5 separate regions of the Homo sapiens genome follow, and regions 1, 2, 3 and 5 are each linked to region 4. The links are chromatin loops, found by intact Hi-C in ENCODE. Cell type or tissue: endothelial cell of umbilical vein. All regions are shown on one strand. Links, peaks and the distances in the headings refer to the core of each region. The heading gives the core; the rest is flanking DNA.

Region 1 (6,332 bases), core at 468-5,467, 310 kb after region 4:
CCAGCAAGATTCAAACAGAACAGGAGTTGTGGTGGAGAAATGGAGAGGAAAGACCTGTTGAAATTAAAAGAGTGATTGCTGAAATTTAAAAAAAAAAATTGTTTTGGAAGATAATCTCATAGAAATATTTAGGATTTTAGATAAAAATGCAGAGTTGGAATATACAAGCAAAAAGACTAGAAGCACAGGAGATCAATCCAGAAGAGATGATATTTGCTTTGGTAGCAGCTCCACCAAGAGAGGTTAGAGAAAATGATAGTTAGAAATTATAAGAGAAGAGGAGAGACTCAAGCCTGTAAATTGTTAGGGTCTCCTGAGTGTGAGTCGTAATAAATAAAAAAGAACCACTCTTAGATACTTAGCACTGCCAAATTATAAAAACACTAATGATGAAGAAAATTTTCTGAAAAGGAAAGAGGAAAAAGAAATTCAGTATTGATTAGAGCTTTTAAACTTTAGACAAGACTACCCATTGCCTAGTTTTAAGTATAAAGAGAAATATAAAGGAATATAGTCACAGAGTCATTGGGAAAGCAATAAAGTTACTCTCTATGTTAAACTTGCATAAAAAATTCCCACTACCACACCAAGCAACTAACCAGATAAAGGAGCTTTGGCCTCTAAAAGCCCCCAGAACAATACTACCTCTACTAGCCATCCATTGCAACAAAATGGATGCCTCCCACCCTGCCTGTTTCCTCCCTTAGCTCAATTCCAAAACAAACACCTATATTTGTATCTGACTGCTGGAACCCAGGCCACATGTCTGCACCACAGCTAGAACCAATGATTCCTAAAATTTACCACTGAAAAGGGGTCCAAATTAGAAAAGTCAGGCACTCAGTCTCCACAAGGGATTGGAATAAATTAAAAACAACATATCAAATGGAATGCATCTGTTTTTTCTCCCAGCTGGAAAACAAAACCATAAACTCCAAGAAATAAAGAGTTTATGATAAAGCAAATTAAAACATGTCATAATATAGAGCAATAAGTAGTCAGTAAGTAAAGAGAAATTATTTGAACATTCTTTCTGGATAACTCAGGGAACTGCAGATAAGGTCATATAATTGAAGCCCTCCACTTGACTCTCAATGAACTCTATTGCAATCCGCATAATAATGTAATCACTGCTCACAGGCTCTCTACTTTAAATCTGAAGTCATAGACTTATAGCTAATAAACAAAACACCAATATTTACAACTTCAACGATGTTCAAGATTTAACAAATAAATATTGAAATAAAAATGAGAAGATATGGAAATGAAGAGGGTAGCTAATATCATCCCCAGGTTCCAAAATAGAAAATCAAGACTCTGTCTATAGTTAGTGAAACATAATTTTAAGTATGGTAAGTTAAAAAGTACCTAGTAAATCAGAGATTGCATATGAAACAAATTCTACCAGTAGATAAGTTTTATTTGGCTGCCAACATGGTGTCAGCATTTTTTTTTTCCTTTTGAATTGTTTTCTTCGAATTTGCGGTTCAGTAGACATCCAACAACCAATTCACCACAAGTCTGAACACTCCTTATATCCTATATCTGGCCTGACTTATGTGTTTACTTTACTAAATTTGCTCTGTAGACACTAGAGTCAGAACATTGAAAAATAGAAATTAAAAATAGCAATATGATTATATAAGCAACTCTGGGGAAATTCACTGTGAAAAAATTCTTTTCTGTTATATCTTACAGGAGGAGGTCAATAGGTAGTACCTACAATAATAGGGTAGTAAATGTGGTAACATATTATTAAGAGATACCTTAAAACTCTCTGAAGTAAGCTCAGGATTTGGAAGCATGTGTTGTTAATTTTTTTTGATCAAAATTTAAGCTATGAATGAGAAAATAGCATTTAATTAAGAGTTAAAACATTATTATGGTTTGGTCATTTATTTAGTCATTTTATAAATAATCATCATATGCATCCATACTATGTAAGGTACCATGTTAGGACTTTGGGGAATATAAGCTTGAATACATTGTGATCACAAATCAGACCAATAGTCTGATTAATAGACAATTACTCAGACTAAGTGCAGGGCAGGATGAAATTTAATATTGCTTTTATATGTATTTGGAATGTATTACAAATTTCCCCTAATGGTTTTATTTTACTAATGAAGATTATTTTTAGTTATGGTAAGAATTAATTACTTGAGAAGAAATCAAATGACAACATGGAGAGACAGCAGAAATGTCCTAGTTATAATTATTTTAAAGGGCAAATGATAAAATGTAAATAACAGCAATAGGAGCTTTGTAAGTTCCTACATGTCTAAGTATTAATATTTATGGAATATATCTTGCCTGGGAAATTCACTACAATGTTTTAAACTAAAGGTACAGATATAGCAATGTAATATAAATGCACAATGGCATGAAGCACTTGAATAGAAGCGAAGCATATGGTATTCACTAAGCAAGCAGGCTGTGATCTGTGTGAGAGAGGGGAAAGTACAATGTAGCTATAAAATTTTATTAATGCTGAAGTAGAACAGTTGAAAATCAGTGAGATATAACTTATTTAATAATGGAGTTAAAGAGCTGAGAATGCAGCTCCAGTATTACAAGTGAATTTATTTTTTCACCTGACAGTTTAAAAAGTAGATGAAAAGTCTTAACACAATTTTAGGGTATTTTTTGTGTGTGGTGGTAACAGGAATTAAATGAACACTTCAAAAAACCCGTTGAGAGTTATTGAAGGAGAAACCAACGTTAAGGGCAGTGAATTTAAGCTACTTTCATGTACAATCAACTTTTAAAATCTAACTTTGGCACCTTTTTTTATTTCTCATTGAAGTAGATGCCTTTCAAAATGGTGTTCATTGTTTATGATCACTGTCAATAATGCTTGAAAACTATTTAGCATTTTCCTATTCTCTCCACTTTTGATGGCCATTTTTCTTATCCTGAAAATGGCAAACAGCTTTCCGGTTCCACCTGGTGGTAGAAAATTGATTACCATGCTTTATATTGTGTCTGCAACTTTTAATCTTAGAACTCAGATTTCTAATTTGATGCTTGGTGACCTACAATGTTGGGGCAGTTCTGCTGTTCAAGAATTGGAATTCATAAGCATCTTCCTAGTAGACCAAGGTGTCTTTTTTTTTTTATTACTTCTATCTGGAGTTCTCAAGTACTTTTCTTTCTAGATATTCTGCATCCGTACAGTCAGTTCTATCTGCAGACTTACAAGAATAAATGTTCATATAATACATAGTTATGTGTTAGCTGTTTATTTTGTAAACTCATCTGTTTTGGAAGCTTCTGTGTACCCCACATACCCCCGTACCGTAAATTATATTTACCTTTCCAATGAAACTGGCTACGATTTGTCAGAATTATTTATTTGACCTACAGTGGCTAAACTGTGGATTCCTAACATTGATAGTAAAAGCAAAATTGTAATACCATTTAAATATTTTAATTTTTAAATAAAGTTTGCAATAATTGTGAAATAATGTAATTCATGAGTGCAAAAAAACACCCTGGGAAGTATACAAACAACAAACTGATTGCAACCAAATGGACATTATTTCCATAGATTATGGAATTAAATAAAGTGCATTAATTTTAATTAGATTTAAACCCTTTGGTGACTTATTTTAGACCTTTAAAATCTCCTTGCAATCAATATAGTGAATTAATACATTTTCTTATCTTCTTCAAAATAGAATATCAATAAAGAAATTTATATTTAACTCATTAATCTTATTTAAGTACAAACTGGAATGAAATTCTTTCCCAAAAATGTCAAAATATTTCTACAGTTACGTATATGCAAAAATTTCTGTAGTTATATATATGTAAACACTTTTACTACATGGTGGAGAATGAATTATATATTAAAGTTATCTTGTGACAAGGTGCTCTTTATTCCCATTGATGCAAAGATAACTTAGTTTGATAATAAATATAAATATATAAAAGTAACTAATATGAAAATCTGTGTCAATTTTGGTGAATCTGAAGTAAATTATTTATCATCTGTTTAGCTACATTATTTAGGATCAAAGAGAACAAAATGTACTAGCAAACTAAATCCAAGGATTACAGTGTAGAGGTGCTTAAAACAATGCTGTGAAAGAGGTAGACTCCCACTAATGATTATATTTTACAATTTTAAAGGCAGTGCTTCATAACACCAAGGCTTTTCTTTAGTTTACCTCTAGTGTGATGGCATTCTTATATACATAAAGAAAATATGAAAATTAAAAAAAATAAATTCTACTTTCTAACATCTATTAATATGAATTTCACAAAAACATACAGGTTCATAAAAACGTAGGAAGTCATCAGTATAATAAGATTTTGTGCTATTTTATTAAAGTGGGACTACTTTACTGAACAGGGTAGTACAGCATATCCTGAAATAAGAACAGAGTATGCAACATATTAAGACTTCAAAATATTGTATCTAGGACAGGAAATTCCAATTAAATCCTTTATTTCTCCCTTTGGAAAAACTGATGTGGGGAAACTCTTAAAAACAAAACTATATAAGGTTCTTTTACTGCATTCAGAGGTCTGTATTGAAATACATTTCCGCAAAAAACAGATCCAACTACTTATTAGCTAACAGCCCTTATTCCACTTGGTTGATTATTTTGAAGTATAGTAGACTAATATGTGAGTTAATTCTTTCTGCCAATAAATACCCATTTGCCTTGAAAATGCAATCATTGTTAAGTGAGAAATATGCAACTCGTGTTTTAAAAAATTGTACAAATTGATTTACACACAATCCAAAAGTTAATGGAACAGATAATATCTTTACCTTGGAAACAATAAACAGAAGGGAACAAACAGCTTTTTTGCGGTTTGTTTTTTTCTAACCAATAGTTACTATGCTGAGAGGAACCTTCATGTTGCCCCAGGTTTGGTGATTATAATCCAAAACTGAGGACAAAAATGATTCAAGTATTTTATTTGCTAATCTTCTTACCCTTCTATAAAAAGAGATGATCGGAGAGGGTGACAGATAGAGGAGCACAGTGGTTATGCATCCACCCCCAGCCCAGTGAGATGAGGTCCAAAAAAATTACTTATTACTCATGGAAAATAGGATGTCTGCCTGCAGTAGGAACTAATATCTCATTTGCCAGTTAGACATCTGCTTATGTAGTTTCCTGAGATTATTTGACCATGAGGGGAAAAAGAGAAGGAGATGGCAAGTCAGGGAGATGACAAGTAAGGGAGTAGAGACTGCTGTGGAGCAGCCCATACTCTTGCGCGTGAGTTTCCTGAAGCACAACCGATAGTTTAAAAAGACCACAGTGCAATCAAACTAGAACTCAGGATTAAGAGACTCACTCAAAACCGCTCAACTACATGGAAACTGAACAACCTGCTCCTGAATGACTACTGGGTACATAAAGAAATGAAGGCAGAAATAAAGATGTTCTTTGAAACCAATGAGAAGACACAACATACCAGAATCTATGGGACACATTCAAAGCAGTGTGTAGAGGGAAATTTATAGCACTAAATGCCCACAAGAGAAAGCAGGAAAGATCCAAAATTGACACCCTAACATCACAATTAAAAGAACTAGAAAAGCAAGAGCAAACACATTCAAAAGCTAGCAGAAGGCAAGAAATAACTAAAATCAGAGCAGAACTGACAGAAATAGAGGCACAAAAAACCCTTCAAAAAATTAATGAATCCAGGAGCTGGTTTTTTGAAAGGATCAACAAAATTGATAGACCACTAACAAGACTAATAAAGAAAAAAAGAGAGAAGAATCAAATAGATGCAATAAAAAGTGATAAAGGGAATATCACCACTGATCCCACAGAAATACAAACTACCATCAGAGAATACTACAAACACCTCTGTGCAAATAAACTAGAAAATCTAGAAGAAATGGATAAATTCCTTGACACATACACTCTCCCAAGACTAAACCAGGAAGAAGTTGAATCTCTGAATAGACCAATAACAGGATCTGAAATTGTGGCAATAATCAATAGCTTACCAACCAAAAAGAGTCCAGGACCAGATGGATTCACAGCTGAATTCTACCAGAGGTACAAGGAGCAACTGGTACCATTCCTTCTGAAACTATTCCAATCAATAGAAAAAGAGGGAATCCTCCCTAACTCATTTTATGAGGCCAGCATCATCCTGATACCAAAGCCGGGCAGAGACACAACCAAAAAAGAGAATTTTAGACCAATATCCTTGATGAACATTGATGCAAAAATCCTCAATAAAATACTGGCAAACCGAATCCAGCAACACATCCAAAAGCTTATCCACCATGGTCAAGTGGGCTTCATCCCTGGGATGCAAGGCTGGTTCAATATATGCAAATCAATAAATGT
Region 2 (6,332 bases), core at 751-5,750, 340 kb after region 4:
GATAACTGCAGTATTTCACAGAAAAAAGTGAAAATAACTTACAAAATAAGTAACTGAAGATTTTAAGAATGAATTGTGGTACATTCGTAAGATGTAATACTATTGGGTCATTTTAATGACTACAAAGAAAATTAATGATAGGAGAAATTTAATCAAAATTAAAATAATGGTATTCTTTACAAGTTTTTTTTTTTTTCTTTAAATGTTTTGCTGTATTAAGCATTCTTTTTCTTCAGAGTGTAAAGAGCTAGAAGGATGACCAACAGGAGAGAAATAAGTCAGGGAGAGAACAAAAAGTTCATCTAGCCAGGGAGGCTTGTAGGTACCAGTTTTCTTGGCCTAGAATTTTCTTCTCCTCCTCATATGCTGAACAAACTCCTACTAATCCTTTAACATTCAAATTAAATATCAGCTCTGTGAAATGTTCCTCAATTCTGCCTCCTAAATATAACATATTGTTTGTTTTTACAGATTAAAATATATAATAGAATTGTATGATTTTGTACATAATTTTTAAAACTCTTTATTTCTTACAAGTTAACAGGATATTCTTTTGCATATACCTGAATGTGTTAAAATGTCTATTAAATAAAATGTTTGGATACATATATGCTGAGTGAATAGATACATGAAGGAATTAATAACTTTGTGAAATGAATACAATAGATTAAGCAGTTTCTAAGGAAGCTTTCCAGTTTATGGTTCTTTCCTCAAATATGTATATAAGTAAAGACTTCAGTCATAAATGTTTCCTCAATAATATATAGAGAGTATATCAATAAATTTAAAAATGCATTACTTTCACTATAATTTTATATAATACATATTTTGCATGAGCATATATACTATATTTATTTGACATACTGACATATTATATAGGGCATGTTGTGATTATACATATATCCCTTAGAGAAAGTAGTTCTTAATAGACATGCTTAATAGTTGCTCACTAAGAGGCATTAGTACCCATTGCTTTAGATCATCTAAAAAAATGCATTAGTTTTTTTATTTTACAAGGCCTCCTGTGCATGGATAACTTTTAAATTTATTTATAAGATTTCTTGGTCATAATTAAGAATATCAATTCTGTATTTTTGTAGAATTATGCGATAATGTTTCTGATTTAGAAAGCTGAAATACAACTTGTTTTTATAATTCTGAGGGCATTTTATGATTCATAACAAGTGCAAATGACATTTTCTAGTTAATGTTAAGAAAAAAAAGCACTGAAAATTAATTTTGTCAGCAGTGTTGAGTTTTGGAAATGCAAACTAAGTCAACTTACTTCCTTTCCCTAGAAGTGCTGCCACTGTTGTGACATTGTGTTTCATTTTGTAACCCATCTACTACTTAGGCCAGATATGCATTTTCTGGATGCAATCTGTTGGTTTCCAATGGTTTACTACATGGTGGGCTCTATTGACAAGTAGGTGACAAAATCTTTGGCACACTAACTAGTGTAGTGTCCTGTGGTTTGTCATGTGCTGTGCCTTGTTACTGCATGATGAGTGTAATTTGCCGTGTCAGTATTGCAAATATGATATATTTTGCATGTAGAGCTTATGTTCTCGTGTTATACATCTTGTATTAAACTTTCTGAGTAGTAATCTATTGTTGAATTAAAACAAATCTTGCTGCATGTCAATTTTGTCAGTTTTGCTCAGTTTCTAATGCTGTTTTAGTTTTGTGTCATCTATAACAACATTATTACTATTGACATAGTGGTAGAGAAAACTAAAGTTGCAATATTGTGATGCATTGATAGCGTTACGATAACTTCTGGAAACTTTGAAATAATTTAGAAATGCTCATTTTAACTTAGATTTATAAATTGGAGCAATTCCTTTAGAGTTTACTTTGGTCACATGTCAGAGTTTATAATTTCTAAAATATTTGTTAATGAAAAGGTCATATGTGTTTAATACATTAGTAATTAAATACAAATTCTTATACATGTATTATGGTGACATTAAAAATATATATAAAAATAAAAGATCAAAACGCTAATATACTTGAAATAATATATGTTACTTTTCCACTTCTAAAAAATGTCAGCCAGAGCCTTCAAAATAAAATGCTAAAATTTACCAATTGAGAACTTTAACACTTACATTTTATCCTGTAGATGTTGAAGAAAACACAGTTTTACAACTTTGAAAGTATTTAGTGCTGTGGATACATTAAAGGTCAAACAGTCTAAAATATGATTAGCCTCCATTCTATGTTAATATAATTTACCTCATCAGTTATGATAATACTAACCAAGTAAATAAACTGTAGTTAGATGTACTAAAATTACTATTTAAATTCTACACATGTTTTATAACCAATCATCTTTTTTGAAATCTTTTGAGGTAATAGTGTTCTGTTAAAATTTATTAGAAAAACAGTATATCTAAAAGCTAAAGAATAAACGTCCCATATACCTTTTCTGATGCAAACTATGAAGTGGATTCTTCCTCTGTACAAGTATTTATGGTGAGAGAATAAATAATTGAAAGGATCAAATTCCTAGGGACAGAAATAAAACAGAATTGGCTACGAATTGATAATTGTTGGTCTGGGGACAGTTATGTTCATCTAACAATTCTCCTCTTTTGCTTGTATTTGAAATCTTTCTTTAAAAATACCTCTTTGAATGAATTAAAACACATTCATGAACACTTCTTTACACTTACGTACTTCACATTCTAGTCCTTGCAAAAAGGGGTCTTAGAGAGGGATAGAAAGGGAGGCTTTGCCAATTATCCCTATAACTTGTTTTCCATCTAGATTGACTTTCTTGTGCTCCCATCTGCTGGCCACACTGTGTAAAGCAGCCATGCTGAGGGAAAAATAAGGCAATGGCCTTGCAGAAATTATGATGGAGAGGAGTTATAAGAATAAGTTGGCAGCCTACTTAAAAAAAAAAAATAAATGCAGTAGTAAATAGAAAAATAATAATATAATCTTAAAGCAGAAAATAATTAAAAAGCTTCCACATGGTTCAGAAATATTATTCCAAATTTATCTACTTTCTATATAGATTTAAATTGATATGTAACGATAATTTGCCAAGGTTATGAGTAAACTATAACAGCCAGTATTTTTGAGACTGGAATTAACCGACACACGTGGGTATAGGTAACAGCTATTTAGCACAGGTACTCTCAAAGTGAAGTTTTGGTCAAATGTTCACTTCAACGTCATTGAATGATTGATGATTAACTATTCATCTTTCCTATCTTCACTTCTATGCATATATACTTATCCAGTCACTCTTATCCTCGACTGCCCTATCCTTTCCTTTTCCTATATAGGTAATTATAATGGAGATGTTTTATTAATGAAGAAAAAAGATTGTGAAAGCTGAAATATGAGAAAGTGATGTAAAATTATGATAAGGTGGTGTGAAGACATATGACTTAAGCGTCATTTTGATGGTCCACAAGGGCCATAACACATTCATTTTCCATCTAACTCTTTCTTTTTTAATGTACTTTAATAAATTAAGAAAAATTATGATAAATTTCCTGAATAAAAGAAAGACCCAAGTATCCCTAGGCATTTAAACTTGAAGGTCATCATAGTGGTTGGATGTTATGGTCCTGGCCCCTCTTATCATAGGAAATTTATTTGGAATAACATTCTGTTTCCACAGTTTTAGCCATAAAATCTCTGCCACAGACCATTGTTCCTGATTCAAGCGAAATATTTTTTCTGGACTACTCCTGGGGATCTTGGACTCAAGGCTTTGGTAATACCCTGTCGCCTAATAACAGAGTAAGAAATCCTGCCTCCCGCCTTCCCATAAAAGGAAAATAATTCCCTCTAACGTGACATGGCTAACTCAACCAATCATGCACTTGGAAAAGATCCTCAGGGACTTCACTCTTCAATTTAAAAACCTAAGAGAAACTACTGCTCTTTAAGCTTTAAACATCCTATTATAAATCAGAAGATACGGAAATCAATTAACCTATCTTTTCTTATCTGTCTTCAATCAACTCTGTACCTAGAACATTCTTGTACTCATTCAAGTTTAGTCTCCATTATCCAATTCAGTTCTACTTTTCTAGTTTGCATGAAGCAGAGGCAATGAGAATAATGTTTCCCTGTTTCAGCTTTAACGGTAAATAAACATTTTCTTTTAATTCATTGGGAGAATGATAGGTAAGATTTTTTTTTTTGTCAGTGATAGGGAAGAAGACTGACTCTATTTTAGCTCACAGGTATGTGTTTCCTACTTTAGCAATTACTTCATCCAGCCAAAGAAATCGGGTTATTCAATCACTTGCTCAAAAACTTAGGCTGGCTAAACAGTAGGCTTGCATACAACAGAATTTGTATATTTTATATGCTCTTGGTTGTGTAGAACCAATCTATAGCACATAGGTCTTACATAAAGGAATAATAAACATTTAAAAATAAACATTTCATAGTTTTGTATTTTTTCGTTAAGCTTGACCATCTAAATTAACATAGCACTTATTTATTCCTCTCTTACCAAAATTACTTTAGAAGTAAAAAAAAGTAAATGTGTCTTTGAAGTAGTATGTTAACTGTAAAAACAAATTTCTAATATGCTCTATTTTATTGCAAAATGGATGTATTCCATATTTCATGTATATAATTAATAAAAATTATTAAAGAAAATATTTTAACACACATATTTTGAAACAGTTGAGATCTAATGACATGTAAAGTACCCAAAATAAAAATTATTTCATATTGGTAGATAATATTGTATCATAATTCCCTTTAATAGCTACCTGTGCACACTCTGTAAAAGCCACCTCTAAAGGCAACTTATATAAGCACAGGGGATAGTGCTAGACTTTAGCACTGATTATAACATTGTGATTTATTTAATGTTTGTTTTTCTCTGTTGATTTTTATCAAAGCCTAGATGACTTACTCAGGTGTGGAGTGACTTTTGCTGCTAATATGGTGGTTGTGGATAAAGAGAGCACCATGAGTGCCGAGGAAGACTACATGGCAGATGCCAAAACCATTGTGAACGTGCAGACACTCTTCAGGTAAGTGGCTGAATCATCCAACCTTGCCACTTACTTTGTGCTAAACATTGGTAAAATATTTGACACTGACTCTGTGAGGAATGAACATGAGACACACCAACTTTATGTTCATTTATTCATTTTTTTCATAAAGTAAATGTTTATTGAGCATGACTGGCACTGCATAAAGTTAAATTTTTAACACCAGATCAGTAATGCTTCTCATAAAACAAATTGAATGATATATCTATTTTCTCAGATAGTTTAACAGTAGCAAATTCTTGAAAATCATGTGTACTAGTAGTCATGAGTTTTGACAAGCAGCCCATGTTCTCGTATTGGTATTAAGCCTAGCAGTGACCAAATATTTGCATTTACATACTGAATAGCTAGGACTGAAAGACTGCACAGCTGTGAACAGGTAAGTTACCCATGTTAGGAGCAAAGTCATGACATCATTTTCACTGTTTTCCTGTCTTTTATTAATTAAATGTACCCATTGAATTTAATTAATTGAATTTAATTTAATGGGGATATGAATCCCCATTATGGTTGTCTTTGGGTAAGAGTAAACAATCCTGACTAGAGAAAGAGCCATGCTATAAGTAAAGTCAAACTCGTCTGTCATTCAAGGCATCTGTTTCACTTGGAACAATTCTCCCTAAAATCATATGAAATTTTAAATATCCAAAAGACCATTTTTTAAGTTGTATGAGTTTTGCAGAAGCCTGAAGAAAATACGTGAGCTACCAAATTACAGAGGTAAATGAAACAATCTCAACTTTCTCATCATCCATGTTCACTCCACTTTCATACTTTCATATTGTAGTAAAGCATATATTGAGGTTAATTATTTTGCCTTCTAATTTGAGTTCAAAATTCAAAGGAGAGAGCCTAGATGCGTGTCTGTGTTAAGTTGCCTATTTTTAGTATGATCTTAGGCAAATTACTTTTCTTCTCTACATCTCAATATATTAATCACAATATTATTAAAGATTTAGAAACATGCAATGCCTTACTTAGCACATACCTGGTCATTTTTAATTACTTAATAAATATTAGCTATTAATATTACTAGCAGTATAATTATCACTTCCATGTGGCAGAAGGGAAAAGCCACTGACCTTGGACTATACAGCAGCAAACTTTATCTGGCACAATGTATATCCTAGAGGCTCCAGCTGACAGTCACTAACTTTGTGACCTTCCTAACCTCATTAAGATTCAGTTTTTCTCATCTATAAAATGCTGCAGAAAATAACCGACCTTGCAGTGTTAATGTAAAGATTAGAGATCAGTTATTTAAAGAATCTGTCATAGCACCTGGAAAATCTA
Region 3 (6,332 bases), core at 560-5,559, 100 kb after region 4:
TTTTCTCTTTAAACTTAACTGACAGATAGTAATAATATATATTTATGGGATATAATGTGATGCCCTGATATATGTATAAGTCGTGGAATGATTAAATCAAGCTAATTAATATATCTATTATGGCCTATACATTTTTAATTATAAGAACATTTCAAAACTACTCTTTTAGTAATTTTGAAATATGTAATTCATCATTAGGTCACTTAAAATATTATTTTATAATACAAAACTAAGCATATTTCCCCTCTTTTCACATGGAAAAACAAAATCTTCCTACCTAGAAATTCTCACCACAAAGGCAGTAGAAAAAGGAAACCTTCATTGCTGAATAAGTATTAAACTGGAATGTGATACACATCACAGGCAATCTATTAAGGTACTACAAAGATGGAAGGAAATTCTGAAGCCAACTAGGTACGGGACTTTATATAAATGTTTTAAAGATACACAATAACCAGTCCTCAAGGAAGAGGACAAGGCAGCACCATTTGTCACAAGTAGCTTTACCTGGTAGTTGGGGTGACCGTGTGTGATGACTAATTGTTTTTATCCAGAGGGGGGAAGAAAAAACATCATATCATTATTACAGGAAGTCATTTTGCCACTTGGAACAAGGTGCCCACTAAAGTTAGGCTCCTGTTTTCCCACAGAGAGTGAGATAGGTAGGGATGTTACCCCTTTTGTTCTTTATATTTCAAAGAGATGGCATTCAGGTTCTTAAGAAAGATATTAATGGATCATAAAGCTGACAAAAAGCCTACTTAGCTTTCCAAAGGACTTATATACATTTCAAAGAGAAGACGATGTACTTCACAATTCTAATTTTTAAAAAGTAAATTAAGAAAAAGGAGGAGAGAGAAGTCTCCATATTTTCAACATGGAAAATTAATCATCTTGTTTTTAATTTGCATTTGTCCTTACAACACCAAAATCATTTTAATTTCTTTAATACCACATTGTTTGAGTGAAAGATTATTTTTCTGCTTCACCGTTCCCTTTACCTAATTTAGGTTTTGTCGTCTTTTGCATAACATTCCTTTTATTAAGGGCTGTCTCCTGCAGCAAATTTTAAGCTACACAAGCACAGGGGCTGCATCAGGTTTTGTTCACTATTGCTTTATGCCAAGTTTAGTGCAGTTCCTCTGGATGCAAAGCAAGCATTTTACTCAACTTTTTAGATGAATGAATGTAAAAGAATCACATACGGCAAATTAAATTATTTAAAAAGAAAAATAATTAATCGAATATTTAGAATATTTATCAAATAACATCTGAATGGAGAAAACCTTCCTAAGATTACAAATAAGACTGAAGAAGCAGTCTTTCTAAGAAAAAGAATGAAATGTCTTATTTAACGTGTCCTGTATGCACACACATACATACACATAGAAAATTAAAAGATGGATAATACACTGGGAAAATTCAACAATGGATTGATTGTTGTATTATAAAAAAATTCAGAGAATATTTTGCAAAGAACTAATTAGAAAATCAAGAAAAGATGCAATCGAAATATATTCTAACCACAGAAAGATTACATCACTAAAAAACAGAGAAATGCACATTAAAATGAAATGCCATATTTAGTTGTGCTTTTTACAATTAAGCTGTTTAGTGTGAAAGAGGATATAGTAAAATAGAAACTTTCTTACTTTGCTAAAATAGAAACTTTCTTACTTTGCTAATGGGAAGGTAAATTTGTGCAACCCTTTGCAAAAAGATTTGTCAATATTTATCAAGAGCATTGAAATGTTCTACTCTTTGACCAAGTAACTCCACTTCTGGGAATCTACCCTAAGAACGTATCTGAAATGACATTCATAGTTCATTTATAACAGCATAAAACTGGAAACAATCGAAATATTCAAAATTGGAGGAATGGCCTATTAATTAATGAAATATATGTATTCATGGGATGAGTTTCTGTGCAGGCATAAAATACCACGTATCCCATTGTAACATGGGAAATATGGTGTTTTTTATTTTTTAAATTACTGCCAGGTTATGCATAAAATATGCAATAAAATAAAAATATAAATTAATAAGAGAAAGAGCATTCCATTTATTTACTGTGACTTCTATTGAAGTAAATAGATTACATGTGAAACACTTGTGGAAAAGATCTGTTGTTTTCAAGTGATCTTAAAAAGCTGTGCTTTAAATGAGATCAACATAGGACTATATTCAGTGATTTTTTTTTTTGTTTCCAAGTAAAACAGCTACTGTTTACATACCTTTTAAAACAAATTTAGGTGTGACTTTCTTATGCATACCTCATTTGTATTTCAAATCAATGTGCCTCTTATGCTATTACTTGTTTTATTAAGATATTACTTGTTTACAAAGATATTACACCTTTTCTTAAAAGTTTATATAAACTTGTGTGATGTAATTAAAGATTTATAATCAAATTTTTATACATAATAAAAATTCAAAAGCTCACACATTTGATTTAATGTGTATTTTTCAGGTTTACTACATTTCTGCAAAACAATAAGAAATATTTTAACTCTGAGAAAAGATGTGTCAACTTTATAAAAAGAGTAATAAATAGAATCCCTTCAGGAAAACACTTAGAAAAGGCAAGGATAAGTGATGAGTCATAAACTTATTTAAGTCAGCATTTTGTCTTCTTACCCTAAGCTCACAGCCTATTTGCTTTTTGTTTCGTTTTCCTGGCAAATTACTGGCCAGGTTTCGGAAGACACTAGACATTCTTGTAAATTACATAATAATTGCCTTGTTGCACTGGTTGTGAAAATATTATTCCTCCCATTTTCCTGCAAATGCTGCAAGCCAAAACAAAAACAAGTAAAAAACACCCCCCAAATTAACAAAAACAACAAAAGAAACAAAAAACCACACACACACACACACACACACGTTATTTTAGATTTTCAAATTATTATAAAATTGTCAGATATATCCTTACTTTATGACCTTATTAATGATGTAGATTTTTCTAGATTTAATTATTTGATTCTACTTTCCATTTATGATTTGAATGTGCATATTTTCATGTGACATTTGAGAGTTACATGCACAATTTTTGCAACAGTGTATAAGCTGCCTCTACTGAAGATTTTTTTTGTTTCATTATATTGTGTCATTTTCTAATTAGTAATAAGAATCAATAATTCACTCTATCTTAATATCGGCTTACAATTAAAAAGTGCTTTCTGGAAAGTGTACCTCATCCACTTTGGCATGATGCTAATTTGTAACATTTTGATGACAACAGTGAGATAAAATATTACAGAACATTCTCTGTCAGGTTGTGCAACTTCTCACATTTTGCTACATAAGGACAATGAGATCTCATTGCTTTTTCTTAGTATTTCTGAAAGGCATTCTTTGATAAGGAAGTTTGATTTCATTTGGAACAAAAGACGCACCTTAAAATAGTAAATTTCTTTTTAATTTAAAAGATGTAAATAACTGAAAAGTTGGCTTATTGACCTACTTGATCATGGAAATTACATGAGCTTATTCACAAACAAGTCTTCAAAAAATTGAAGTTTTTTTTAATTTACCCTCTTTAATAATCCTATACTTTTATTTTTGCATACTTATCACTTTGATGAGATTAGATGCTCAGTGGTAAGTAAAATAGAATAACATTGCTATTAATTAATAAACCTTGTGTACATGATGGGCCAGACTATTATTCTATTGTCAGCCCACCATTTTTTTTTTCTACACGAGATCTTGTTGAGTCATGAACTTTGTATGAGGAGAATATTTGCAGGGGCCATGAAAAATGACATCTTGACTATTAATTAAGACTAAGCTACAGTGTTCACTGAGACCATTAGATTCCTCAAGAAATGATATGATGGCATTTGCTATGATTTTTAAATCCTCATTCAAAATTATGATAAAAATCCAAATACTATGAGAATTCTAGAAAAGTTGAATTTTGTACCATCCCTTTATGTCATTCTAAAACAAGGAACGTTTTATTAAAACAAATTTCTAACTTTTGCGGGTACATGGTAGGTGTATATATTTCAGGGGTATATGAGATATTTTCGTACAGGTACATGATGCATAATAATCACATCATGGAAAATAGGGTATCTATACCCTCAAGCATTTATTCTTTTTGTTCTGAACAATTCAATTATACTGTGATTATAAAATATATGATTAAATTATTATTGACTATAGACCCCCTCTTGTGCTGTCAAATACTAAGTCTTATTCATTTTTCCTAACTCTATATTTTTTGTATTTATTAATCATCCCTACTTCCACCCTCCTCTCCCAATACCCCTCACCTCAGCATCCAGTAACCATCCTTCCATTCTTTTTCTCCATGAGTTCAATTGCTTTGATTGTCAGGTCCCACAAATAAATAAGAGCATGCAATGTTTGTCTTTCAGTGCCTGGCTTATTTCACTTAACATAATGACCTCCAGTTCCATCCATGTTGTTGCAAATGACAAAATCATATTCTTTTTTATGGTTAAATAGTACTCTGTTGTGTGTAAGTATCACATTTTCTTTACCCATTCACCTGTCGACGGACACTTATGTTGCTTCAAAATCTTGGCTATTGTGAACAGTGCTGCAACAAACAAGAGAGTGCAGATATCTCCAATATACTGATTCCCTTTCTTTTGGGTATATACCCAGCAGTGGGATTGTTGGACTGTATGGTTGCTCTAGTTTTAGTTTTCTGATGAACTACCAAACTGTTTTCTATACTGGTTGAGCTAATTTATATTCCCACCAACAATTCTTCACATCCTCACTAGCATTTGTTATTGCTGACTTTTGGAAAAAAGCCATTTTAACTCGGGTGAGAGGTTATCTCATTACAGTTTTGATTTGCATTTTTCGGATGATCAATGATGTTGAGTTCCTTCTCATATACCTGTTTGCCATTCGTATGTTTTCTTTTGAAAAACGTGTATTCAAATCTTTCACCCAATTTTAATTGAATTATTAGATGGTTTTCCTATAGAGTTGTTTGACCTCTTTATATTTTGGTTATTAATCTCTTGTGAAATGGGTATTTGGAAATACTTTCTCCCATTCTGTGTGTTGTGTCTTCACTTTGTTGACTGCTTCTTTTGCAGAGCAGAAGGTTTTTAACTTGATGTGATCTTATTTGTCGTTTTTGCTTGGTTGCCTGTGCTTGTGGGTTATTACTCAAGAAATTTTTGCCCAGATCAATGTTCTGGAGAGTTTCCCCAGTGTTTTCTTGTAGTAGTTTCACAGCTTGAGGTCTTAGATTTAAGTCTTTAATTCATTTTGATTTGATTTTTGTATAAGGTGAGATATAGGGGTCAAATTTCAATATTGTGCATATGGATATCCAGTTTTCCCAGCACTATTTATAGAAGAGACTGTCCTTTCCCCAATGAATAGTTTTGACACATTTGTCAAAAATGAGATCACCATAGGGATGTGGATTTGTTTTTGGGTTCTTTATTGTTTTCCATTGGTCTGTGTGTCTGTTTTTATGCCAGTACCTACCATGCTGTTTTGGTTACTACAGCTTTGCAGTATAATTTGAATCAGGTCATGTGATTCTTTCAGGTTTGTTATTTTTGCTTAGGATAACCTTTGCTATCTGGGTGTTTTGTGATTCCATATAAATTTTATATATTTTTTTATTTCTGTGAAGAATGTCATTGGTATTTTAATTGGGATGGCATTGAATAAGTAGATTGCTTTGGGTCGTATGGACATTTTAACAATATTGATTCTTCCAACCTGTGAACATGGAAAATTTTTTCATTATTTTCGTGTCCTCTTTAATTTCTTACATTAGTATTTTATAGTTTTTATTATAGACATCTTTCACTTCTTTGGTTACATTAATTCCTATGTATTGAATTATATTTGTGACTATTGTAAATGGAATTGCTTTTTGATTTCTTTTTTAGATTTTTAACTGTTGGCATATAGAAATGCTACTGATTTTTGTATGTTGATTTTGTATCCTGCGACTTTACTGAATTTGCTTAACAGTTCTAATAGTTTTCTGTGTAGTCTTTTAGGTTATTCCAAATGTAATATTATTCTAAATATAAGTATCATCTGCAAATAAGGATAATGTGATTTCTTCCTTTCCAATTTGGATGCCCTTTATTTCTTTCTCCTTTCTGATTGCTGTAGCTAGTGCTTCCATTACAATGGTGAATAACAGTGGAGAAAGTGGACATTCTTGTTATGCTCCAAACCTTAGAGGAAAGGTTGCCAGTTTTTTTCCCATGCAGTATGATACTATCTGTGAGTCTGCCATATATAGCTTTTATTATGTTGAAGTTTGTTCCCTGTGTCCCAAGTTTTTTAAGAGTTTTTATCATGAAGGTATGTTG
Region 4 (6,332 bases), core at 417-5,416:
AGTTGTAACTTTAATATGAGGAAGATTTTTTTCTTAAGCACCAAATTATTATTACAAATGTCAAAGACATTATACGGGAGAAAAAGCACCTAGTTACCATAAACTTCATAAGGAACAAAATAGATATTTGATATTGGAATAAATATATACAGACTATAATCAACAATACTAATTCTGTTGTTTAAATGTAAGAGAAAAGTTTGACTAATGATATCTGAGGAAAGAAATTATAACAAAGTAGTAGCAGATTTTAAAAAGAACCAAATATAATTTCTAAAAATGAAAAAACCCATTTTAATCATCAATGGACAGCTTAATAGCAGATAACACAGTTGTAAAAAGAATTCGTGGACAGGAGGGCAGGTCAAAAGAAATAATACAGGATGCAACATGGAGACACACATGTGTGGAAAATACACAAGATGAGCTAAGAGTCAATGAGGATAGAAAAGCCAGAGCAATGTTGGAAGAGAATTTTAAAAAATGAATGGAACATACCAATTAATATATCCAAGAATTAAAAAATTCCAAGCAGTAAAAAAACACACCTATATGCATCATAAGGAATATGCAGAAAACCAAAGAGAAAATATCTTAACCTTGTTAGAGAAAAATATTAATTTAAAAGCAGTAATGGTTAGATTTACAAAGACTTCTCAATAGCAATAGCAGACGCCACCAGGTATTAATCACTTCCATTTTCAGGAAGAAATAACTATCTATATAGAATTCTATATACAGAAATAATTTTTTGAGAATAAAGTTTTGATTCATAAAATTTATTTTATTTTATTTTTTGACAAGATCTCTATTGCCCAGGCTGGAGTGCAGTGGTGTGATTTTAGCTCGCTGCGACCCTGACCCCCTGGGCTCAAGTGGTCCCCTGCCTCAGCCCCCCAAGTAGCTGTGACTACAGTCACAAACTACCTCTCTCAGCTAATTTTTGTATTTTTTGTAGAGACGAGGTTTTGCCGTTTTGCCCAGGCTGGTCTCAAACTCCTGGGCTCAAGCAATCCACTCACCTTAGCCTCCCAAAATGCTGGGATTGCAGGAGTGAGCCACCGTGCCCGGGCTGATTAATAAAATTTGAGAGAATTTGCCACTATAAATACACATTAAGGAGAGAAAAAAGATATATTTCAGAAAACTGAAACTGATCCTAAATATAAGGTCTTAGGATGAAAGAAGAAATGAAAAACAAAGAAAATGGTAAATGTTCAAGTAAATATAAATGAATACTGACTATAAAATAATAAAAATATTACCTTACATGGTTTTAAATACAAACATGTATGTGTATACACCCATATACATAAAACACATGACAATAGTAGGTAAACTGTGAGAAGGATTAATAAAATTAATGTCTTTTAAGTTCTTCACAGTGTCCAGAAAAACAGAAAGGTATTAATGAGCTGTGACAGTTTTCTTAATAAGTCATCTTGCTTAAGTCAGCATTCCCAGTTATTGAGTCAAACTAATCTAAATGTTGGTGAGAAAATATGTTGCCAGATACACTCCCAATCAGTTGACTTTAAACAAGCTGATCATTCTAGGTAATCTAGATAGGCCAGATCAAATCATTTGAAAGGTCTGAAACATAGGGCTGAGGCTCCTCTGAAAAAGAGAGGGAATTCTGTGGAAAGCAGCTTCCTTTCCTGTGAGTTCCATCCTGTCTGTAATCTTCCTTTTCTGACTACCTGCCCTGTGGATTTCAGACTTGCTTATCTCATGCTCACAATTCCTTGAGGCAATTTATTTAAAAAACAAAACAAAACAAAACAAACAAAACAAAACCTCTTTTTAAGTAGGTAGATAGGAGATTGGTATGTCAATCAATTAATTGACTGATAGATAGGTAATCTTCTACTTCTACTTAAGCTTCCCGCATTGAATCCTGAGTGATAAATTATTATTAGACTTTAGTAAGTTAAGAAGGCATATGCTATGCTCTGAATACATGCAACCTCCCCACAACCCCCAATTTATATGTTTAAACCTAATTACCAATGTGATAGTATTAGGAGGTGGGGACACTGGGAAGTGATTAGGTCGTGAAGGTGGAGCTGTCATGATTTGGGATGTGTGCCTTTATAGAAGAGGCACCACAGAGCTGCCTTGTCCCTTTCATCATTGGAGGACACAGCCAAAAGGCACTGTCTATGAACCAGAGAGCAGACCTCACCAAACACTGAATCTGCTGGTACTATCTTGCTGTTAGACTTTCTAGCATTCAGAAGTGTAAGAAATACATTCCTGTTGTTTATAAGCTAGGCAGTTAATAATATTTTGTTGTAGCAGCCCAAAGAAAAAAGTTTTAGAAGTGCCCATTAACATGGTGGAACAAATCCATATGAAAACATTTTGCAATATTTCATAAGAAAGAAAACACCATATAAAATTATATTTTACAAAATAATGTGAAAGTTTTTATGGGCACTAATTTTCCCTTGACCTTTTTGCAAATTTGTATTAGTGAACTCATATAATATGTGATTCCACATTGCACTATTTCGATGTTTATAATTTAAGTAAACATATTCTACTCCACTAGATGGTGCTAATACTCTATCATAACAACACAATCCCCGGCCCCTTCCGCACAAAAGGAAAACTGATTAATTACAAGCTGATATGTTTGTTTTTCACTTTCAAAATTTAGATCCATTTGATGATGTTCAGGTTATTGGAAAAAATAAATAAGTAAAGTAATCCATTAACACAAAAAAAGTTTAGCCCGCTCACTTCCTAGTGAGAAGTAAATGCTTTCCCTTCTGGTTATTATTATATTTCCAGGTGATACGTTTGTGCCCCTAATTCTTGATTTCCAAATATAGTTCATTGCTTTTAACAACCAGATGTAGAAAACAAGGATACATCTCTTCCACAAAATCTTCCTACCAACTTCTCACAATATTTACTCTGTGAATATGTTTACTATATATAAAGAATTATCATATTGATTACCTTTTCTCTTCAAATAGTACTTAAAATTCTGGTGCTTTTTCCATCAGTGTTAAATGGCATCTTTTGATTCTGCTTGTAAGAAAAAGATATGACCGCCCCTGTTCTATTTTCCCTTGCTCCTACTACCATCTTCAAAATCTTAGTTCAGATCATCATCTGTCACTTTGGTCATGAAACTTGCCTGCTAACTAGCCTCCAGTCCTCTACTCTCCTGTTACTTCAGTCTATTCACAGAGTGACAAGTGATTCTTGCAAATCTGGTCATGTCATTCCTGTGATTAAAATTCTTCTATGACTTCACTTTTTACTTATCCAGCATTGCTAACTCCTTTCCTTGGTTTGGGAACCCCTTATCTGGCTCTTGCCACTTTCTCGGATCTCATCATGTTAAATCTCCCATGTATTTACTGTGCAAAGTCACGCTGATTTATTTGTTTATATTTTGTTGAGCATTTCAAACTTATTTTTTCCTTAGATCCTTTACACGGGTTATTTCCTCCTCTTAGAATAATTTTACGACAGATTTCTGATGACTGGCTTTGTCTCATCTTTCAGGCCTCTACTCAAATGTTCTGTCCTCAAAGTGATCCACTCATTCTAGTCCCCAAGACCAAGCCCACCTAATGTCTCTACATACTACCATCCCCATCTCTATTTTCTCTTAGGCCCTACTTTACCTCCTTCACAAAATTTTTCACAATGCTATAACTATTTTTGTTCATTAGGTTTTCTATCTATCTCCCCACATCAAAATGTAAGCTCCCCACAATTGAAGAACAATGTTTTTCATAGTTCGTGGAAGAATTTTCATTAATGTCTAGGTCTTCTCACTTCAGATACACTTTCCTGTCTGCTTTTGTTCTAACCATTATTGTATTGAGTATTATTGAGATAGGAGATGGGACTTGGACACTGGACCAAATTGAGGATTATCCAAAACAGGTCTGAGTGGAAGCCCCTCCCTGTAAGACACACAGACCAGTGTGCTATGACAGTTTACCATTACCATGGCAACACCCAGAAGTTACAGGCCCTTTCCACAGCAATGACCCAACAACCGGAAGTTACCATCCTCCTCCTGGCAATTTCAGCATTAACTACCTCTTAATTTCCATATAATTAAAAGTGCATATAAATATGAGTGCAGAACTGCCTCTGAGCTGCTACTGTGGGCACACTGCCTATGGGTAGCCCTGCTTAGCAAGGAGAGGTGCCTCTGAGGCTGCTATACACTGCCACTTCAACAAAAATTGCTGTTTAACACCACAGGCTCACCCTTGAATTCTTTACTGGACAAAACCAAGAACCTTCCCAGGCTAAGACCCAATTTGGGGGCTTGCTGTCCTACATCATTATCAACTCATGCCATAGCAAAAGTATTTAAGGTAATGATTCACTGCACTGAGTTCTAATAATAATTAGGTATATCTTGTGACATAACTTTTATTTGCCTGAATTGACTAACAATCGAATGTTCAAGCTCAGTTGAACCACCTTCAAGTAGACAACAAACGGTTATTTTGGCCCAAGTAGTCAAACTCTCAGCATGTATGTACAACGGGCTTATTAAATAGGATGCATACAAATTGAAAGGCACAGAAACATTTTTTTGAGATGTGATTTATCTTAAAACTAAAAGAAATAGCCATCTCATTTTTCTCATTCTAGATTAATGAGTAGACTAAGCCATCATATCTAAGTATTTGAGTTTAAACAATGAATACTTCATCTTACGTTTACAAGTCATTTAATTGCCAGTTAATTTTGTTTACAAAACACTACATTGGTGAAGCTTTAATTCATTTGGCTTTATTTTACAATTTAAAATTAGTTTTAGTCTGGATGCAGTGGGTCATGCTTATAATCCCAGCACTTTGACATGCCAAGTCAAGAGGATCAATAGACCCCAGGAGTTCAAGACCAGCCTGGGCAACGTGGTGAAACCCTGTCTCTACAAAAAATTTTAAAAATTACCTGAGCAGGCCGGGCGCGGTGGCTCATGCCTGTAATCCCAGCACTTTGGGAGGCCAAGGCCGGCAGATCACCAGATCACGAGGTCAGGAGATCCAGACCATCCTGACTAACACTAACACGGTGAAACTCCGTCTCTACTACAAATACAAAAAAATAGCCGGGCTTGGTGGTGGGTGCCTGTAGTCCCAGCTACTCGGGAGGCTGAGGCAGGAGAATGGCGTGAACCCGGGAGGCGGAGCTTGCAGTGAGCCGAGATAGCGACACTGCACTCCAGCCTGGGCGACAGAGCAAGACTCCATCTCAAAAAAAAAAAAAAAAAAAAAATTACCTGAGCAAGGTGGCTGTAATCCCTGCTACTTGGGATGCTTAGGTGGGAGGACTGCTTGAGCCCAGGAGGTCGAGGCTGCAGTGAGCCATGATTGCACCAGTACGCTGCAGCCTGGGTGACAAAGTGATTCCCTGTCTCAAAAAAGTAAGAATAATACTAAACAAAATCAAGTTTTTTTTTAGCCCATGAATTAAGAGTGTGAATACGTTTAACTACTGGTAAAGAGTAGGAATGTTTTTACTATAATTTGAGGAAAATAGTTATATAATTTTGGTCAAAGCTAAAAATCAATATTACTTAATATTTTAATAATCTTAATTTACCTAATTTTTTCACTTTCAAATTTTAAGGGGGCATTATTGACATACAAACACCAAGCTAATTACTTATTATTGACATACAAACATAGAACTAATTACTTATTTTCAATGTCAATATATCTTTTAACTGTTAGTTGAAAAGTGTTTTTATTCAAATGAAATAAATCATGATAAAATTATATATTTGGGAAATCCTTAATCAAATTTGTGCTAGATTGTTTTGGTAGACTAAAGTTGGTCTCTTTGTTCAATTATTCTATTTTTCTAAAATTATTTTGTGCATAAAAAACAGTAGATATTATTTTTTAAATAGCCTACTTCTAAACTTAGTAGGTATCAGAATATATTATAAAGCAAAGTTACAAAATCAATTTGGAAAAAAATAAAGCAAATGAACAAAACAGAAATAGCAAAAATAGGTATTTTGCATTAAATTTCTTTCTTATCTTCTCACTGATCTATAGTAATACTATTTATTCAATAATCCTTTGGCTTTGGTATACACAGGGGATATATATTCCAGGACTCCCACACAGGCCAAAATCTGCACATACTTAAATTCTACATTTGGCTCTCTGGAAACCGCATGTACGAAAAGTCAGTTTTTCCTATGCTTAAGTTTTGCAACCCACCAATACTGTATTTTTGACCCAGGTTTAGTTGAAACAAATTCACATAGTAAGCAGACCCCTGAAGTTCAAGCACATATTGGTCAAGGGTCAATTCTATATGCATATATACGA
Region 5 (6,332 bases), core at 841-5,840, 510 kb after region 4:
TGCAAGTGAAAGCATGAGACGTGCTTACCGGTTGGACTTTCTCTTTTGCTCTTATATTATTGTGATAAGGAGAATATGCCCGAACTAGGCCACTGTGTCAACAAGGATGAGAGTAACAAGGCCAATCCTGGGCTCTAACCTGCAGCTTGGAGTCAAGCCCAGCTATGCTCAACCTAGATCAGCTGACCCCCAGATGGCCAACAGCAAGGAGCAAAAATACATGCATTTTGTTTCAAGCCATTCTATTCTGAGGCATTTTGTTACACAAAAGTATTGACATTTTAAATTGACACTTTCACATCTATTCTATTAGTTAAGGCTCTGAATGCTCATATGAGGTAGGTTTTGTTATCTATCTTTCACACACAGAAACTGAGCCCTACATAAATTAAGAAATGTGTCCAAAGAAACAGCTAGGAAGCAAAAAAGGAGAAACCTATTTCCAGTGTAGAAAGTTGAATTCTCCCATTAGTAAAAGTATTTTCTAACAGGATTTTTCTGAGTAAGAATTAACTGCATTTCTTTGCAGGTGCCACAGTTATATTTTATTTTGATTTTGACTTATGGGACTGAGTTGGCATTATGGTAAAGTGATTAAGAGTGTGGGCTCTGAAATCAGGCTGCCTGGGTTTATATTTTGGCCCCCAAGTTGCTATTTATGTGCAAGTTATTTAACTTGATTTTTCTGTTTCTTCATCATGATATGGGCCTAAAGCCTTATAGTTCATATGGTCGTTGTGAGATTTATATATGTTAGTACATTTAATAGGCACTCAATAAATATTATTATTTTGGAAAAACGGTCAATTTTTATATTCTAAATTTATATATGTGCTGAGTAAAGTGTTGTTTGTTAGATTTTGTATGCAGGAGATCAGTTTCAACATCTACTATGCAAGAGGAGTGAGAGAAAATCAATCCATTAATTAACAGCAGTCACCAAATATGCCTGATGTGCAAACATTTTTTAACCCTGAGATGGTCTGAGAAACTTACTAAAATCTGTACCTATGAATTGTAAGAATGTTCAAGTCAGTAAAATATTATGAACAAAGTCATATATTGGCTACTAAACTCCACAGCCTATATGGCAAATGAAACATCCTCACTTGTTGAAGAAAAAATAAACATGAATGAGAGATAATAAGAGACATGGGAGTAGAGATGGGTTGGGGTCCAACTGACGGAGATTTATAATATATTAACGGGAACTCCTTCTCTTTTGGGGTTAGGAGGAAGTTAAAAATGAACAGAAGATTGACCTTACCAAACTTCTGTTTGATGAGAAAATTCATCTAGTTGCAATGTATAAGATGTATCAGTTTGAGTAAAGGTTGGAAATACAAAGCATGAGGTGTAAAAATACGTAAGGCATTTCCCAAAGACATTATTTATCGTCAAGGGTAACTTTCCATAGCAACACGTATCTTTCAGTTAGAGCCTGTGTCTCAGGTGTAATTGTGTATTAATTGAATTTGGTTAATATCTGTTTATGCTGTTACTTTAAAACTTCCCGATAGCAGATATTATGTTTGTATGTTTGTTATGTTTATTTAACATTTTGTCCTCAGAACCTGCAGCAGTGATTGGCCCACAGTTGTTGCTTGGTATCTGTTAAATCAGTAAAGAGATAAATGATAAATGAGAAAATGATACAATGAGACAATGAAGATAAATGCAACATTTTTTAGATTAAATATTATTTAATCAAAATCTAATTTTATAATTGAACAAAGTGTAAGAATAAGTGTTTCAATCAAGATTATGTAAATTAAATGAACTTAATTTTTAAAACTACTTTTTCATTGAAATACAAAGTTTCACTGAACTTTAAATGTCAGGAATATTTGAATCCAAATACGGGAAAATGTTTTCCATTCTACTCTCTTCTGAAATACAATAATATAATTTGTGTTGTGTGTCTTGTGTGTGTGTATGTGTGTGTGTGTATGTATGCATGTGTGTGTGTGATACTTGAGCTAACATTTCTAGGTAGTTTGTCCTGGGAGATTGTCAGGGTTATTGAACTATAATACTTTTAAAAGAGAATTCATACATTGAAATCATGAATTTGTTAGCTTGAATTTCGTCTCTTTTTCCCAAGAGACTGTGAACTCTTTAAGAGTAGAAACTTTGCCTTTTTAAGCTCTCTGCTTCACAAAGTGCTTGGTACATCATTGGTGATCATCATCTATGTAAAGGAATGAATTTTTCTCATGTTAATCTGGAATTAAAGATGTAAATATTCTCTAAATTCTAGAAATAGTGACCGTTTTGCTCAGTTTTATCTTCCCAGGGACTGGATATGTCTGTATTTACATCAATAGCACACTCTCTTGATTCTGTAGCTTTGTATTAAGTTTTAAATTGGGAACTGTGAGTGCTCCAACTTCCTTTTCAAAAATGTTTTGGCTGTTCTGGTCCTTCACATTTCCACATACATTTTAGAATTAGCTTGTCTATTATTGAAAATAAAGCAGCTGGGCTATTGATAGGGATTGCACTGAATCTATAGATTATTTTGGGGAGTACTGCCATCTTAACAATATTAAGTTTTCTAATCCATGGACCAGGGATAGCTTTCCATTTTTATTTAGGTCTTCTTTAATTTCTTTCAACAATGTTTTGTAGTTTTCAGTGTACAAGCCTTGCACTTCTTTTGTTTAATTTATTCCCAGGTATTTAATTCTGCCTAGTTTTGTAACTACACTTTAGTGAAAACAGTCATGCTCATTTACTTACCTACTGTCTATGTCTGCTTTCCCTACAATAGGAGAGTAGGTGCAATAAAAAGTTTGCCCACCCCTTGTCTAGAAGTCTCCTGATAATACTCTCTGCTAACAAATACAGCAGGAATCATTTTTCATAAACACTCTGAGAAATTTCAGTATTCTCTCTAAAGTTGCAATAAAGTAATCTTTACAGTGCATAGAAATGTCTCATCTCTTATCTTTGGGCCATTATCCTCTGCAATTTCTAGTACAATTTATTATCTGCTTCAACAAATCCTCAAATTGCTGTCCTCTAAATGACACATTGAGGGTCTCTAGGACCTTCAAATATTATCCTTAGATTCCAGATAAGCTGCAGCATTACAATCTGGATTGTTTGAGCTTCATAATATAGTAATACTAAATAAATATTCTTGCTCTTTTGACACAGACAACAGAATGCAGTGTGAGGGATGTCAAGTCATCTGGGAACAACACTTTCTTAAGAATTCATCTCAATTTCTGCGTTTTTTGGAAAGGTCCTTAATTGTTTGCTGCCTCTGCAAGCTAGACATCTCTTTCAGCAAATGGAGACCCAGATGGTGAGGCAAGAGAAGGAATGACCAAATTAATGAAAATGTTCTTTCAGCTTGTTATTGAGCTTGTTATTCTCCTGAATGCTTGCTCTGCGACTGTTATGCTAACTGACCCTGTGGGTAGAGGAGAAGGAAATATCTCTTCTGTTAAATTAAAAAATAATAATAAATGACAATCAAAAATACAAATAGAATTATATTATTTCTTATTTTTGAAAGATAATTGTGCCAACATCTCATACAGTTTTCAACAAAATAGATTTAATTGATCTCCTTTGAGGGGTAGTCAATCAACAACAGGTGGGAGGGAAAAAATTCCAAAACTCAGACCTGAAACACATCTCGAAATACAAGAACAATTGGAAGAAGACACTTACTAATGAGAATTTTAAAATTTAAAGGCTTGACTTAGAAAGAAATCCAAGTACAAATAATGCAGACTATATTATTGGTTTATCTTTGAAATTGCTTTGTGACAGCACCATCTTGTGGTTAAATTTAAAATAGTTTTCCACTCTAATCAAAGGTAGGCTTAAGCTAAATACATAGTTTCTTATGATTAGTCTAACATATGTTATACTTATAAACCATGGTCTTTTTCTATTTAATTTTACTGTAATTTTAAGAATACGCTTTTTATTATTTAAAATTCAGAAATGTTTTCATTTTATAAATTATTTTGAAAGATCTTATTGTACTCCTTGGGGCTAATTTAATAGTTTAAAAAGTACATAATACTTTTTAATACCAAAAGTTATATTTGAGCAAAGAGAAAGGTAAATATATCATGAGTTATACATAAGAACTTTTTAAAAATCAGAAATATTGCCGGCCGGGCGCGGTGGCTCACGCCTGTACTCCCAGCACTTTGGGAGACCGAGACCGACGGATCACGAGGTCAGGAAATCGAGACCATCCTGGCTAACACGGTGAAAACCCGTCCCTACTAAAAATACAAAAAAAATAGCCGGGCTTAGTGGCGGTCGCCTGTAGTCTCAGCTGCTGGGGAGGCTGAGGCAGGAGAATGGCGTTAACCCAGGAGGCAGAGCTTGCAGTGAGCAGAGATCCCGCCACTGCACTCCAGCCTGGGCGACAGAGCGAGACTCGTCTCAAAAAAAAAAAAAAAAAAAAAAAAATATATATATATATATATATATATATATATATATGAAATATTTTTATCTTTGAACTTACTTTTTAAACATTCTTAAAAAGTTAAGGAAATTATATCATTAAACTTTTAACAAATGTTAGACTCTAAGGGCTAGATAAGATAAAGGCAATAATCAGTATAAGACAATAATCAATACAAGGCAATAAAGGCAATAATCAGTACAAGACAATAATCAATAGGCAATAATCAATACAAGCATGATAAATATGAACACTGTAATAATAAAAATATGATCAAAATTTGTGTTATTTACATTGTGTTAATAGAGAGCATGAACCAAATGTTTAAGAATTTATACTGCTGTGGTCTACTCCTTACGCCGTGATAGGAACTATTCTCAATCAATTTCTGTTTTTTTTGTTGTTGTTGTTGTTTTTTCAGAAACCTCTCGTAGTAGCTAATTCCCACCTCTTCCCAACCTTATAAATCCCATGTTAAATCTCCTCCATAATGCAAAATTCCTGATTACTGATTATGGGCTTTGTTTGCAAAGAATATGGCTTTATTTCAGTCTTCTTCAGAATGTATTTCCTGTGGCTGTTTAATTTAGATTGTGTGTTTATCACCTTGAGGATCACATCCAGCCTCTCTGACTGTAGGTGCAAAGTATGCTGAGAATGAATAGAACCTATATTCTTCAATCTGGAAGGCAATTTTGGTAACTCAAGTTCAGTTTGCCAAGAAGGAAATTTAGACCCCAAAAGTGAAGCACGTTTTCTAAAACCAAACTAGTGTAGGCTGATTAACCAAGGGGAAAATAAAATACTTTAGGCTTTGAGGTACAAGTTTTTTTTTAGCTCAAATTATGATTTGTGAAGGTTTTCAAAACATATACACAAGGCCAATCTTGTGATTATATGTTTAACATTTAGTTCTTTATAGAATAACATGTTTCTAATGACAATAATAATACAAATATGATTTAGTTAAAAATAACTTCTAGTTTCTTCAGTGGCATCTATCCTAGGTAAGCAAACACGTGGGTCCTGTTTTTGCCTGCAGACCCTGTCTCTCTCTAGATAGTTGGTGTTAGTTGTTTGCCCTGTGACCTAACTTACCTAATAGGTTCCAGAAACATTGCTATTTGCATAATTATTTTTTAGCTGTAAGAGTGGGAGCAATGTCATTTTACTTTCATTTCTAAATAGCATTATCTGGCCGGGCGCAGTGGCTCACGCCTGTAATCTCAACACTTTGGGAGGCCGAGGCAGGCAGATCACTTGAGGTCAGGAGTTTGAGACAAGCCTGGGCAACATGGTGAAATCCTGCCCCTACTAAAAATACAAAAAATTAGCCGTGCATGGTGGCCGGCGCCTGTAGTCCCAGGTACTCGGGAGCCTGAGGCAGTAGAATTGCTTGAACCTTGGAGGCGGAGGTTGCAGTGAGCTGTGATGGTGCCACTGCACTCCAGCCTGGGAGACAGAGCAAGATCCTGTCTCAAAAATAAATAAATAAATAAATATTGTTCTCTAATAAAAACAATGAGATGAGATGGCTTATTTTAGGGCTGGCACAATGAAAAATATGAGATGAGCGTTTAACATCTTGTACAGCCAGGAAATAAGGGGAGGGGAAGAAAGGAGTGATGTCAAAAGGACACAGAAGACAAGTTGAATGAGCTCCCACTATGCAAAGCTGGATCTATTCCAACAACATACTAAATAATAACAGCAATAGATTGTAACTCAAGGAATGGAATATTTGTAAATAAAGAGCTATCATTTATAAATGAATAAATATATTTTCTGAATATATAAGTAGGGGAGAAGGGGCATATCTTTTAAATAGAAGGGGTCAAATAATAAATGTAGGAAGGATGAGGCATCAAAAATCACCGTTAGAACCCCGTAG

The links. Hi-C counts contacts between places; a loop is a spot of excess contacts. Peaks named below come from ENCODE experiments on the same cell type or tissue, not always from the same donor. Only the 100,000 strongest peaks of a DNase experiment are listed, where the experiment ranks them.
Region 1: a loop joins it to region 4, with 11 times the contacts of the local background. A loop is called at or near these places in 49 of 110 quality-filtered maps.
Region 2: it touches region 4 in a loop (14-fold over the local background); 34 of 110 quality-filtered maps call a loop at or near these places.
Region 3: it touches region 4 in a loop (2.1-fold over the local background); 2 of 110 quality-filtered maps call a loop at or near these places.
Region 5: it touches region 4 in a loop (12-fold over the local background); 71 of 110 quality-filtered maps call a loop at or near these places.

What each region holds. Positions count from the first base shown.
Region 1 is chr1:196,352,003-196,358,334 of GRCh38, reverse strand. The region is part of intron 14 of KCNT2 (potassium sodium-activated channel subfamily T member 2); the gene reads left to right. LOC124904597 (LINE-1 retrotransposable element ORF2 protein-like) reads left to right here. Exons shown (of 2, transcript XR_007067045.1): 2 at 1-6,332. Among named protein-coding and RNA genes, the nearest start is that of MIR4735, 230 kb to the left of the region's middle. In endothelial cell of umbilical vein, for the core only: a CTCF peak has its summit at 2,910 (motif pointing left); a DNase peak (open chromatin) is centred at 2,914.
Region 2 is chr1:196,314,578-196,320,909 of GRCh38, reverse strand. KCNT2 (potassium sodium-activated channel subfamily T member 2) reads left to right here. Exons shown (of 28, transcript NM_198503.5): 20 at 1,355-1,426; 21 at 4,884-5,018. Among named protein-coding and RNA genes, the nearest start is that of LINC01724, 230 kb to the right of the region's middle. In endothelial cell of umbilical vein, for the core only: a CTCF peak has its summit at 2,794 (motif pointing left); a DNase peak (open chromatin) is centred at 2,769.
Region 3 is chr1:196,554,932-196,561,263 of GRCh38, reverse strand. All of the region lies in intron 1 of KCNT2 (potassium sodium-activated channel subfamily T member 2), which reads left to right. Among named protein-coding and RNA genes, the nearest start is that of MIR4735, 24 kb to the left of the region's middle. In endothelial cell of umbilical vein, for the core only: no CTCF peak of the experiment used is centred there; a DNase peak (open chromatin) is centred at 2,693; H3K27ac peaks cover 281 bases.
Region 4 is chr1:196,657,341-196,663,672 of GRCh38, reverse strand. The region is part of intron 1 of CFH (complement factor H); the gene reads right to left. Among named protein-coding and RNA genes, the nearest start is that of CFH, 8.5 kb to the right of the region's middle. In endothelial cell of umbilical vein, for the core only: no CTCF peak of the experiment used is centred there; a DNase peak (open chromatin) is centred at 2,722.
Region 5 is chr1:196,146,039-196,152,370 of GRCh38, reverse strand. No RefSeq gene overlaps it. Among named protein-coding and RNA genes, the nearest start is that of LINC01724, 60 kb to the right of the region's middle. In endothelial cell of umbilical vein, for the core only: a CTCF peak has its summit at 3,806 (motif pointing left); a DNase peak (open chromatin) is centred at 3,790.